Linked DNA regions of Homo sapiens: region 1 is linked to region 2. A link is a contact called in ENCODE Hi-C or POLR2A ChIA-PET data. All regions are on one chromosome and are shown on one strand. The core of a region is the stretch at or near the end of the contact, and the rest is flanking DNA. Distances in the headings are between cores, read along the strand shown. Region 1 overlaps ATXN1 (ataxin 1). Region 2 overlaps ATXN1 (ataxin 1).

Region 1 (5,991 bases), core at 2,063-4,562, 220 kb before region 2:
AAAAAAAAAAAAAAAGAAAAAAAAAAAAGAAGTGACAAAACTTACCCAGTAAACTAAATGTTAATTTCCTCTTCTCAGGAGCATAATACTAACTTACTCCTCTGTTTTTATATTTTTGAGTACTGATAATCGGATAGTGATATATTTGTGTTATTTTTTGTTCAAACAATTGAATTCATTCTTAGCAAGAACAAAAGTCTATTTGAAACATGTAGGCATCTTAGGTAGATTAAATTTTTCATTGTTTCAAGTTTTGACTTTTGTATTTCTGCACATTAGTGATCCTTGAAGATTAGGCAAGGCCAAGTTCTTTTGACTTTTATAATTAGTGTGTCGGAATCCCAGTTTTTCCTACCCTAGGGTGGACTGTATTTTTTACAATTAACTCTGTGAAGGGTGACTGGGGGTGGACTGGTGAGGAGAGGCTTCCAGTTACCAGAGAGCCTGTGACTTACTCTCTGTGCTTTTCCTAGGTCACCAATTTTCAAAGAATTTGAGTATAATTAAATACACTTCATAATAAACTAGGCTGAACATAATTTAATCTTTCCCTGAAGGTACTTCAGAGTCTTGGAGTGCTTTAGGGCCATGATGAGCATCAATTATGTTCTCACGGTGGGTGTGCAGAAGGAGGTAGTTAATAGAGTTCTGTTTGATCAAGTCCTGGGTGACTGGACATGTGTTCTGTTATGATTAGCAGTTCAGTGTCCAGGTTTTGGAACTGATGCTTAGTATTAAATTCTCAGGCAGGAGAGAATGGAATAGAGATTGACCTCTTTGGCTTTGAGAGGCTGAAAGTTGATGACGATAATTCACATGTACATGGTATATATAGCACTTTTTAGCTTCCAAAGCCCTTTCACATACCTTGTCTTCCATTGCTTGTTTCTTGTGATGTTCTGGAAAGGAAGCAAGGCCGCTGGTATCCCATTTTTACAGATGAGGACAGTGGAGCTCAGGAAGCTTGAGGGACTTGCCTAAGCTCATACAGTAGATCAATGGCGGAGACCACTGGACTTCAAATTCAGTGCTCTTTTTAGTATTTCAAAGGATACTAAACATTTGCTCACATCTCTGATGTTCTTTGTGCTGTATGTGTAGTAACTCATTTAATCCTCACAGTGGCCCTGTTAGTAGGTAGATATCAGTTCTTCTGGTACTATTACGATTCTCATCTTCAGAGCTGAGGCCACTGAGAGGCACAGAGAAGTTAGGGCATGCACTAGTGAGTGGCGGAGCTGAAATCTGAACTTAGAGCTTTGGCTCCAGAGCCCATGCACTCCACCATTATGCTACATGGCTACTCAGTGTACAGATACACTGAGCTTAAGTAGAGGAGAAAGCTTATCTATCCATATCTTCCCATCTGCAAAGACCTCTGCCTGTATGGGAGGTCTGGGCTCGTTCTGACTAAGGTTTTGAACCCAGATCTGCCAATTTGAGATCTTGGGCCCATTACTTAGCCTGAGCTTCAGTTTCCACATCTCTAAAGTGAAAATATAGAACATGGAATGTACCTGTAAGAACACAATGGAATACAGGTAAAGTGCCCAGCACACTGCTTATTCCTTAGCCTTCATGTTTTAGAAAGTGGTTGCTATTGTTTTTGTTGTTGGTGGTGGCGGTAGTGGTCTTCTTCTTATTATTATTTATATATTTACAATGGCCAAAATTATATGAAATGTTTTCCAAAAATTAGGTATTTGTACCCTTCATATGAATGTGTGTGTTAATTGGGTATAATTGTCTTTCTTGAGTCTTTAAAATAGACAAATCTTTTGATTACATTTGTTAATATTATTGTACCTACCTATATCTGACTTGACTTACAATTTTACTTCATTAAATACATAGCAAGTCATCTGAGAACCCAAAGTAATCATACAGATTACTTGCCATATAGTTAATTTGTGACTGTGATATGGCTGCTAAGGTAGAGGTTTGAATTTAAAAGCACAAAGAAAAATGTTTACTTCAATGGTTACAAATAGATTAATCATATAAAGTACATATTTGCAGAGTCTCGCTCAGTCGCCCAGGCTGGAGTGCAGTGGCATGATCTCGGCTCACTGCAACCTCCGCCTCCCAGGTTCAAGCAATTCTACTGTCTCAGCCTCCTGAGTAGCTGGGACTACAGGTGCGTGCCACCACGCCCGGTGTATTTTTAGTAGAGATGAGGTTTCACCATATTGGCCAGGCTGGTCTCGAACTCCTGATGTCAGGTGATCTGCCCGCCTCGGCCTCCCAAAGTGCTGGGATTACAGGCTTGAGCCACCACACCCGGCCTATTCTAAGGCTTGTTCTAAGGCTCACAGATGGCACCTTCTCTGTGTATCCTCACATGGTGGAAGAGGCAAAGCAGTTCCTGGGGGAGTTCTTTGATAAAGGTGCTAATTCCATTCAAGAGGGCACCTCCCAAGGGCTCCACTCCCTAATACTATCACGTGGGGAGTTAGGATTCGACATGTGAATTTTGGAGGCACACAGACATTCAGGCCAAGGCATAAACAGTGACCACTTTTGTTCTGTCTGTCCACACACTGCCTAGAGCTTCCATTTATTTCAACTACATTTGCTTTTTTCTTATTTATCTGTTCAGAGTATCTTCTCAGTGGCTATTTATTTACCACCCTTTAACATGTTTTCTTGACATTGTACTTCAGCCTGTATATGCTTTGCAACTCAGGAACTATGCTGGCTTAACTAATAGTACCTACTTAACAGGTGAAACTGACAGTAACAGCTTAATAGGTGCTTTCCATTTTTAACATACCTCAGCTTTTTATAAATACAAAAAACTCTCAATCTTTTAATGTGGTTTTAAATTTTAAACAGGTCTTCTTTCATTTTCCTTTACAGAAAACTGTAATACTGCATATGCATTTTCAAACTATGCATATTTCTTCTTCATTCCATGTGGAAGTTTTTATTCAGCCTTTCAGTAAATTTTACTTAGCTTGTCCCATGGATGCCGTAGGTGTAAGGAATATGATAGTGAACAAGACAGACAGAGCTCCTCCCCTCAGGGAGCTTTGCCATGATACACGATGATGACAATGATAAAAGGAGCAAATAATGATTTGGGACCTGATTCCAAAGGGATATTTCTGCGACACTTACAATGAAATTCCAACCTGGCACCATCTTTTTCACTGCAGAATGCATGAAGGTGGTTGCATCATGTCATTTCGACATGCATTTAAATGTAATGAAAGGCACAAGTAGTGATTGCAAACACTACAATAAGTTGCTTGTTGACTCTCTTACTGTCTTCCTTCTTATCTCCCTTTCTTCCTTTGTCTCATTCTCAGTTTTCAGAGCTTAGTCATTATTTCGTAATCCTCTCCTAAAATGAAATCTGGGGCTCTAAGGACAGGAGGCACAGGTTGTGTTTGAACAGCATCATCGTGCTTTATGAAGGGGATTGGAGGGGAGATTCTGCCCCACAGTATGGTCAGGTCTCGCTCCAGGCAGCACTGACTACATTGGTGCTGGTTGGGTAACTGTGGCTCGGCAGGTCACTCTCCCTCTTTCCACCTCCGTTTTCTCATTATTAGTAGAAGTCGAAATAGCATGGTTTTCTAAGGCCTCTGCCAATCTACAATTCTGTGATTCATATGTTCCTAAACACTTGAGTTACTTTTTCTCAATAAATGGAAATATATTTTCCAATGAGGCTGGAAATACATTTTCCAATTATCCTCTCCCCTGGTTTATAACATATCATCAATGTGTTGGGACTTCTAACACTGCTTCTGCTGTAAGCCCATCAAGAGGTTAATTACCTTTGAAGAATGAGGAACTGCTGGAAAAGAACTGTAAAACCTTCAAGAGAACTTTGGAGTTAATCCCTCTGGTAATAGGAATCAATGTCACTCACACATCTAGTTGCCAGTGGAGGAGGAATAACAGCACTGGGCCAAGTAGACTTGAAGGAAGGCAGGTTGCTGATAGAGTGGAGAGCTGAAGATTCTGAATCAAGCTCATCATGACTCTCTTCCTCCTCTTTGAGGCTACCCAATCAGAGCAAAAACAGTATTTTAAAAAACCTCAACTGGATGAGCCTGATGCAGTGGTGTGCTCATGCAGTCCCAGCCAAAGGGTCACTTGAGCAGAGGAGTTCAAGGCCAACTTGGGCAACATAGTGAGACCCCGTCTCTAAGACAAATAATAAACATCAAAATTAAAATTAAAAAAAACCCAACCCAGTGTTCCCTTCAGAATCCTGAGTGGTTTGTTTCATCTTCCTCTATTCTGGCTTGTGTCATCTTCCTCTCTTGTAATGGATAAAAACTCCAAATGAAGACAAAAATGAGGAATTTGTCAAAAAAATTGAATTGCCAACAAAAGCCATCTTTGGTTGATCAAACGGTACAGACGTTTCAGTTAGACAAGAGGGCTAAGTTTCTGAGACCCATTGTACAGGATTATTAATATTATTCATTTTTAGCCCTCATAATAAGGTATTATAAATGTCAAGATTGCTAAAAGAATACGTTTTTAAATGTCTTCATTATAAAAAATAAGTATGTGAGGTGATGGACATATTAATCAGCTTAATATAATCATTTTATAGTATATGTAGCTATATCAAAACATCACATTATAACCCATAACTACATGCAATTATTATTTGTCAATTAAAAATACAAATCTAGGCCAAGGTGGGAGGATCCCTTGAGCCCAGGAGTTTGACAGCAGCTTGGGCAACATAGGGAGACTCCATCTCTACAAAAAAAAAAAAAAGAAAAAAAAAAGAAAAAAAAAGGAAGGAAAAAAAAGAAAAAATTGACTGGGTGTGGTGGCTCTTGCCTGTAGTCTCAGCTGCTCGGGAGCTGAGGTGGGAGGATCCCATGGGCCCAGGAGTTTGTGGCTGTAGTGAGCTATGATCATGCCACTGCGCTCTAGCCTGAGCAAGAGAGTGATACCCTGTCTCAAAAGTAAAAACTTACAACAATATAAAAAATAAAAATTTAAATTATAAAAAGCCATCTTCTTTCCCACTCCTTCCCATTTTGATACAACAGTCCCAGACCCCAGACTTGCTTTCCTCATGAGTCATGCAGACTCAAGTATTGCAGTTCCAAAACACTGCCTGACTCACCAGCTCCATCCAAAAGAGTATGTATTGTCTTCATATGCCAGATAGGAAATTCCTGCTGCATATAGGAAAAGCAGTGTGTTTAAATACATGGACACACACACACATACACACACACAGAGTACACATATACACATCTGCATATACACGTACACATATGCGCACATATTCATACTATATATGTACATACACATGCAATACACATGTATACACACCACACACACACATACACACACATGCATCTCCAAGTCTATTTCCATGCTTTTTTTCAGTAAAGCACCTAGACAAAGGAGAGAGATGTCTAATCAGGTTTTGGTGGTTGTCAGGGATATCATAAATGAGAATCTCAAGTTACTAAACTTGATTTCACAAAATAGTTTATTGGTAGTTTTAGAATGGCATTGCATTTTAGGCAGCCCCAATTGTAAATAAGTGAGCCGGGTAAAAGCAGATTGGATGTCACCCAGAATATTTTCTGGAAAGGGGACATACACAAAATTCTCTCTTTGCACAATTACCCTGTTTTGGGTTTGCAATATTATGTTGAGCAAGGCTGGCTATTTTCCACCAACAGGATGTTACAGCTTGTCAAAAGTTATTCAACCTATAGTGTTAAGCAGGTACTTCATCATTACTGAATTTGGTTGATGCTCTATGGAGAAAGCCAAAGTTAGGAGTTTTGTCTGTCATTGAGGTAGAGACCCTCAACTAGGGAAGCTTTGAACTGTTCATCCAGCTGGTATTCTGTACCACCTTGCCTCTGGAGTTGAGCTTAGAACCCTACTTCCATTTTTTCTGTCACTTCAGGGCTGTTTCAACTATTGTTTCTTCATTTACTTATATCAAGTGTGTTTTCTCAATTCATAAGCATGGGAGACCCCAAGAGACAG
Region 2 (5,349 bases), core at 1,621-4,120:
GTGGGGACTGCCGGGCCAAGATGTTAGGCGATCTCAAAGCATCTGATGGTATCAGTTTTTCTTGTGAATTAGGTTAATGTTTTGCTTGTTTATCAGCACTGGCATGCAGAGTTGGAGACATGAGTAGATGTTTGGGAGGAATCAGAGGTCAAGGGAGGCAGAAGGAAGGGAAACACCATGACAGTCCCTCTTGGCCCCTTTTCCTGTTGACAGGTCTGGCCTGAAAGCCATCCAGTGTAACGAGAGCCTTCTTACTGAGCTCTGGTAATTTATCCATGCACCCAGCCTTGAAGAGGAATATGGCTCACTTTGTAATCTTCTTAATTGCTCTCCTCTCATTATGCCACATTGAATTGGCACTAAATGACTTTTTCTGCCATTTTCCGATTTGGATCCAAAGAACATAGAAATACTGTGGATTGTATCTTAAAGTCCCTGTCCAAAGTGGCCTTGCCTAGATGAAATCTAAAATGGACAGTCAAGTGACATTGGCAGAGCTGGGGGCTTCCCTCCATGGCCACTTCTCTGTGGAAGCCCCTAGGCAATGGGTTTGGGTGACATTTTCTCCTGAGAGTGCTTCGTCTGTGTGGCCCTGGAGATGCCAAGACATTTTTCACGAAGAAAGAGACTCAAGGTGGGTCTTTGCAAGGAAATGGGGAACAAGGGAGACTGATGAAAGGGTGTCCCCAGAGCATTGAAGACCCACAGATGACAGGAAGTATGACGTATGCATTGTTGCCTTTCCCTTCACGACTAAAAGAGTTTTTGTAGTCTCAATGACCGTTGTCATTTGTTCCACTGAATGACCACACTCAAGTCGAGATAATTGCATGAAACTGTGTGCTTATGATGGGAAAGACATTTAGGGTGTAACTGACCATTTCTAGCACGTTTTGTATACTCAACAGAAGGTATATTCACTCCTTCTACCATAGCTGAAATAAGGGCTGGTAGTGAAGATCTGGGACTGGAATTGAAAGAAATAATTTTTGGAAAAAGAAAAACTCCAAGGGTAGCTGTTGGCACTTTCAGAGCATCCCATATTTTCAGGATGTTTTGTATGAGATAAAGTAAATCAGTTTTGTTTGACAGGGTGTAGTGTGCCCAGCCAGGTCATTATTTTAAATTGACAAAATGATTTAAATGATAGAAGACATTGTATATTCCTGAAACAATAAATACCTATTAAGTACATTTTGATACAGTGGAGAAGTACAGTTTTTGTTTTTTGTTTTTTTTTTTGGATTATTATATAACTGTTAATTCAACACTTAGTGTTTAAATACTCATCATTCTTTATAGTGCACAGGTCATAAAGATAGTTCTCTCATATGAATAAGAAATACAACTAATGTGAATGGCATTAAAGTTAGAAGCTTCAAATTCTTCTCTGGGTTTGATGGTTGCTTTTTTAGAAGAAATTTGGTAAAGTAGATGATAGACCAGTTAGGTTTCATGAACTTCGTGCTTCATATTCTTTTCTTTTCACAACCTAGCTAGATACACAGTAAATAACTGGAAGCATACTAGAGTAGAAAGAACCCTTCTTCCTGAATAAGTTGTCGTTGATCACAGGGGTAGGCGTTAATCAAAATATTAATGACTAGGCCAGGCACAGTAATTCCAGCACTTTGGGAAGCCAAGGCGGGTGGATCACCTGAGGTCAGGAGTTCAAGACCAGCCTGGCCAACATGGTGAAACCTTATCTCTACTAAAAATATATATAAAATTAGCTGGGCATGGTGGTGCATGCCTGTAGTCCCAGCTACTCGGGAGGCTGAGGCAGGAGAATCACTTGGACCCGGGAGGTGGAGGTTGCAGTGAGCCAAGATCATGCCACTGCACTCCAGTCTGGGTAACAGAGTGAGACTCCATCTCAAAAAAAAAAAAAAAAGTAATGACTAAGGAGAAGATAGGGACACCTTGGGCTCTGTCCAGTAGCAGGAACCTCAGGCTAAGAAGGGACACCTGGGTTCTCTTCCCATCCCTGCCCTTTTAGACCAGTGGCAAGCTACTCTCTATCTGGGTGCCTCTATTTCCTTATCTTCCAAAGGAAGATCATTATCACTGCCACTTAACAGCATCAGATTTAAAGTATTAGTTCATATAAGAGACTCTTTGAATCACATTTGGGTTCAGATTTCAGACCTGCCACCCAGTAGCTGTGTGTCCTTTGGGAAATTGCCCAACTTCTCTGAGCCTTATTTACTTCATCTATAAAGAAGGTCTGACCACACCTACCCTGATGACCTGTTAAGAGAGTTAAATGCGATAAAGTCTGTTAAGTTTTTAGCCCAGTGATTGCTCCCTAATAACTGTGGCAGCCATGATGCTGTTATGATAAATTTCACACAACAAAATCTATCATGATGCGTTGCTGAAGTGAACAGGTGAGCAGTTGCAACTTGCTCATCTCTTTGTTGTAGAGACATTTCTGCTATAATAGGAGTTGTCATTAACTGTCATTGTCATTACACTGACAGTGAATTCGGTTATGTATTGTTAAGACCTTCTGCTTCCTTGACATGTATATAGTAGAATAATTATGACAGTGAAGGTGACACATTTGTCAGAATTATCCATGTGCATATGCTGAGGGCCCTTGGAATTTTAGGTGAATTTTATAGTATTAGTCAAACTGAAAGGCACAGTGAGTTTGGAAACTATAATAGTCTCATCTATAAAAGGAGTAGGGAGATTCCCAAAGGCTGTTGATATGAGTAGAACTCTGAAAAAGTAAAACATTAAAATACATTTTGATGTGGTTACCGTGTCTAGGTGGTGATAGGTAAAAACAGTCTAGTCTAATTCTTTGAAATTTAGGATAGAAGAAAGCCTGAAGATGGATATCTACATTCTTGTATCTTCTTTCAGCAAATATTTACAGAAAGAGAGAGAGAGTGTGTGTGTGTGTGTGTGTGTGTGTGTGTATGCACACACATATGCTACAGGCTAGGCACCTACAGTAGTTAAAGGAGCTTTCAGTCACTGGGGAAAGAAATGAGAAAACAGGCAATTCCTTTACACCATGACCAGCTCTCTCCTAATGGTACCCACAGGTTGCCATGGATGCAGACCAGCATGGCATCTTCTGGGATCAGGGAAGCTTTCATCCTCAGACTTGAATGAGGAGTAGATGTTAACCAGAAAACAAAGTGGATGTATCAGTTAGCATATACTGTGTAACAAGCCATCCCAACAGTTAAGGGCCAAGACCACAATCTTATGATTGTGGGTCACCTGGACTATTTTAGTCTGGGCCAGCTTGGCTGGGACTGGTTAATCCAGCATGGTCTCACTCACATAGCTACTAGAAGGCTGGTTTGCCTGAGAGATGGGTGATCTTCAGCTGGGACAGCTTGTCTCTGCTTCAGGTGGCCTCTCATCCTCCAGTAGACTAGTCTGAGCTTCTTCACTTTGCAGGCTAAGGGTTCCCAAAAGCAGCAAGAAAGGGCAAGCCCCAGTGCATGAGTGCTTTTCAAGCTCTGCTTCAAGATGCTTGCTAATTTCCCTTTAACCAAAGCAAATTACTTAATTTGTTCAGTTCAAAGGATGGGGAAACTCCAGCTCTAGTCACATGAGGACAACATGAGCAAAGCTCAAAGGTAAGAGAGAACATGGCATGTTGGAAGACAGCAAGTAGTTTGGAGTGGCTGGAGTCAGGCATATGTGAAGTCTCATGAAGAAAAAGCCAGATCATAAAGTGTCTTTTCAGTAAGTTCTGCTGAGGAGTTTAGAGTTTATCTTGAAGACAGGGGAGTGGTCATTGAAAGAGTTTAAGCAGGATGTTGACATGATCAATGAGATGTGTAGAGACATGGTTAGGTGGTAGAAGCCTAAAAACACTCGTTAGCCTAGACAATTCAGGAAGTTTCCAAAGAGATGACCCAGGGATAGCATAGGAGAAGATGGAAGGACTTGACTGAGAGGTGGCTCAAAGCTGACGTGTACTTTCAGAACAATGTGACCAGAAAAGAGGTTGGAGGCCCTTCAAGGTAGAGCAGAAAAGACAGAGGCTCAGGTCATCAGCAATATCCGTATGAATCTGGTGGGAGAACTCCACCAGTGTTCCTCACCTCGCTCCTTTGTGGGATCCTGCCAGACTCCAATGTCCTTGGGTTCTAAATAAACACCTACCAAGGGGCTGAGTCAAAGAGATTCCAGTCTCTGGAAGTGTCTTCTTGTCATTGTCATCACCCAGCCAAAGACTCTTTTCCTTCCAACATGTTTTTCCCTTTGACCTCAAAATAAACAATGTGTTCTAAAGGCTCTGGGGCACTCTCAAAATGCTTCTCTGACCTCGGATAGGACCATGCTTACCCATTAATTTCCAGATCTGACCTTTTCACTACACCTTTAAGCATAACTCTTTCAAAAGGCAAAAATAGAAATGACTGTTTCATTTCACCAAATTCAAGTCGCCAAGAGTGAGAACGTGTGGTTTTCACCGGTACGTTTGGGGACCAGTTTGTTGTCACTGAAACTGCCTGATATCGGGTCGGAGTGGCTGGGTATTTTTCAGTCCTTGGGGTTATAACTCAAATGTTGGAAGTGGTATCTTTTATAGGTAAAATTGAGGGAGGGGAGCATCAAAATGTGTGCGATGCAGATAATAATTTGCCAAGTTTTCTAATTTTTTTCATTAAAAAAGAACATACAGAAGAGTCTACAAGTAGGGCAGGCAGCCTTCATTCCTATGCTCTTTTCCTTGAGGGACACCTTCCCTAACCAAATAATTGAAAATAAATGGGAATTGTGGGAACAGAGGAAGACAAGAAGGAAAACTAAAAACCCAGGACCTAATCTTCCAGGGGCAGGCAGGCCACTTTTGTAGCTCAGATTCTGACCTTTTCTCCAATCAAAGAGTTCGAACAGACTGACTGATTGGAGTGCTCTGTCAGCATTAAACTCAATGCAGGGTTCTGCTCTGGCACCTTTAGGGGTGGTGGTTTAGACCCTCTGCGTGCCATGTCTTATCACCAGCACTGCTAACTGAATGGGATGCATTTTCAAAGACAGGAGAGGGTTTGAAAAACCCCAGGGCATGCTCGGAGCCTGCAGGCATTTGTTTGCTGCTGAGAACCATGGCAAGCATTTTTGACATTTTTATCAGAGTCTTAGTTAAACAATTATGTGGAGGACTGATAAAGAAGTGTGTGATAGGAGACTTCATAATTTAAAGTGCCCAAATTTGGTGAGCTTTATACTCATGTGAAATGGAAATGAAAACATGGCATGTTTTGGAATTCCTGATTCTGCTTATTTGCTTTAATAGCAGATCATTGCATAAACACTGACTCATTGCATTCTATACTGAAAGGAAGATATGGTTTGCTGTGTTCAATCTGG

Evidence for each region. A loop is a pair of places that touch in the nucleus more often than their neighbours do. ChIA-PET counts read pairs that join two places held with the same protein, here RNA polymerase II (POLR2A). Pooled maps may share reads with other maps.
Region 1: a pooled map shows a loop between it and region 2 (5-fold over the local background). The contact joins two enhancer-like sites. A Hi-C loop is called at or near these places in 13 of 37 single-sample maps with no recorded cell type and 10 of 50 pooled maps. POLR2A ChIA-PET finds 5 or more read pairs at or near these places in 5 of 52 experiments (activated CD4-positive, alpha-beta memory T cell, activated T-cell, activated naive CD4-positive, alpha-beta T cell and 1 more).

What each region holds. Positions count from the first base shown.
Region 1 is chr6:16,688,277-16,694,267 of GRCh38, reverse strand. The region is part of intron 2 of ATXN1 (ataxin 1); the gene reads left to right. Among named protein-coding and RNA genes, the nearest start is that of ATXN1-AS1, 70 kb to the left of the region's middle. Within about 2 kb of position 3,312, at least 4 of the 41 ENCODE cell types and tissues checked have a DNase peak (open chromatin) inside an H3K27ac peak, as active enhancers do.
Region 2 is chr6:16,472,417-16,477,765 of GRCh38, reverse strand. The region is part of intron 6 of ATXN1 (ataxin 1); the gene reads left to right. Among named protein-coding and RNA genes, the nearest start is that of GMPR, 240 kb to the right of the region's middle. RefSeq lists enhancers at 2,601-2,770, 2,791-2,840, 4,511-4,590. Within about 2 kb of position 2,870, at least 3 of the 41 ENCODE cell types and tissues checked have a DNase peak (open chromatin) inside an H3K27ac peak, as active enhancers do.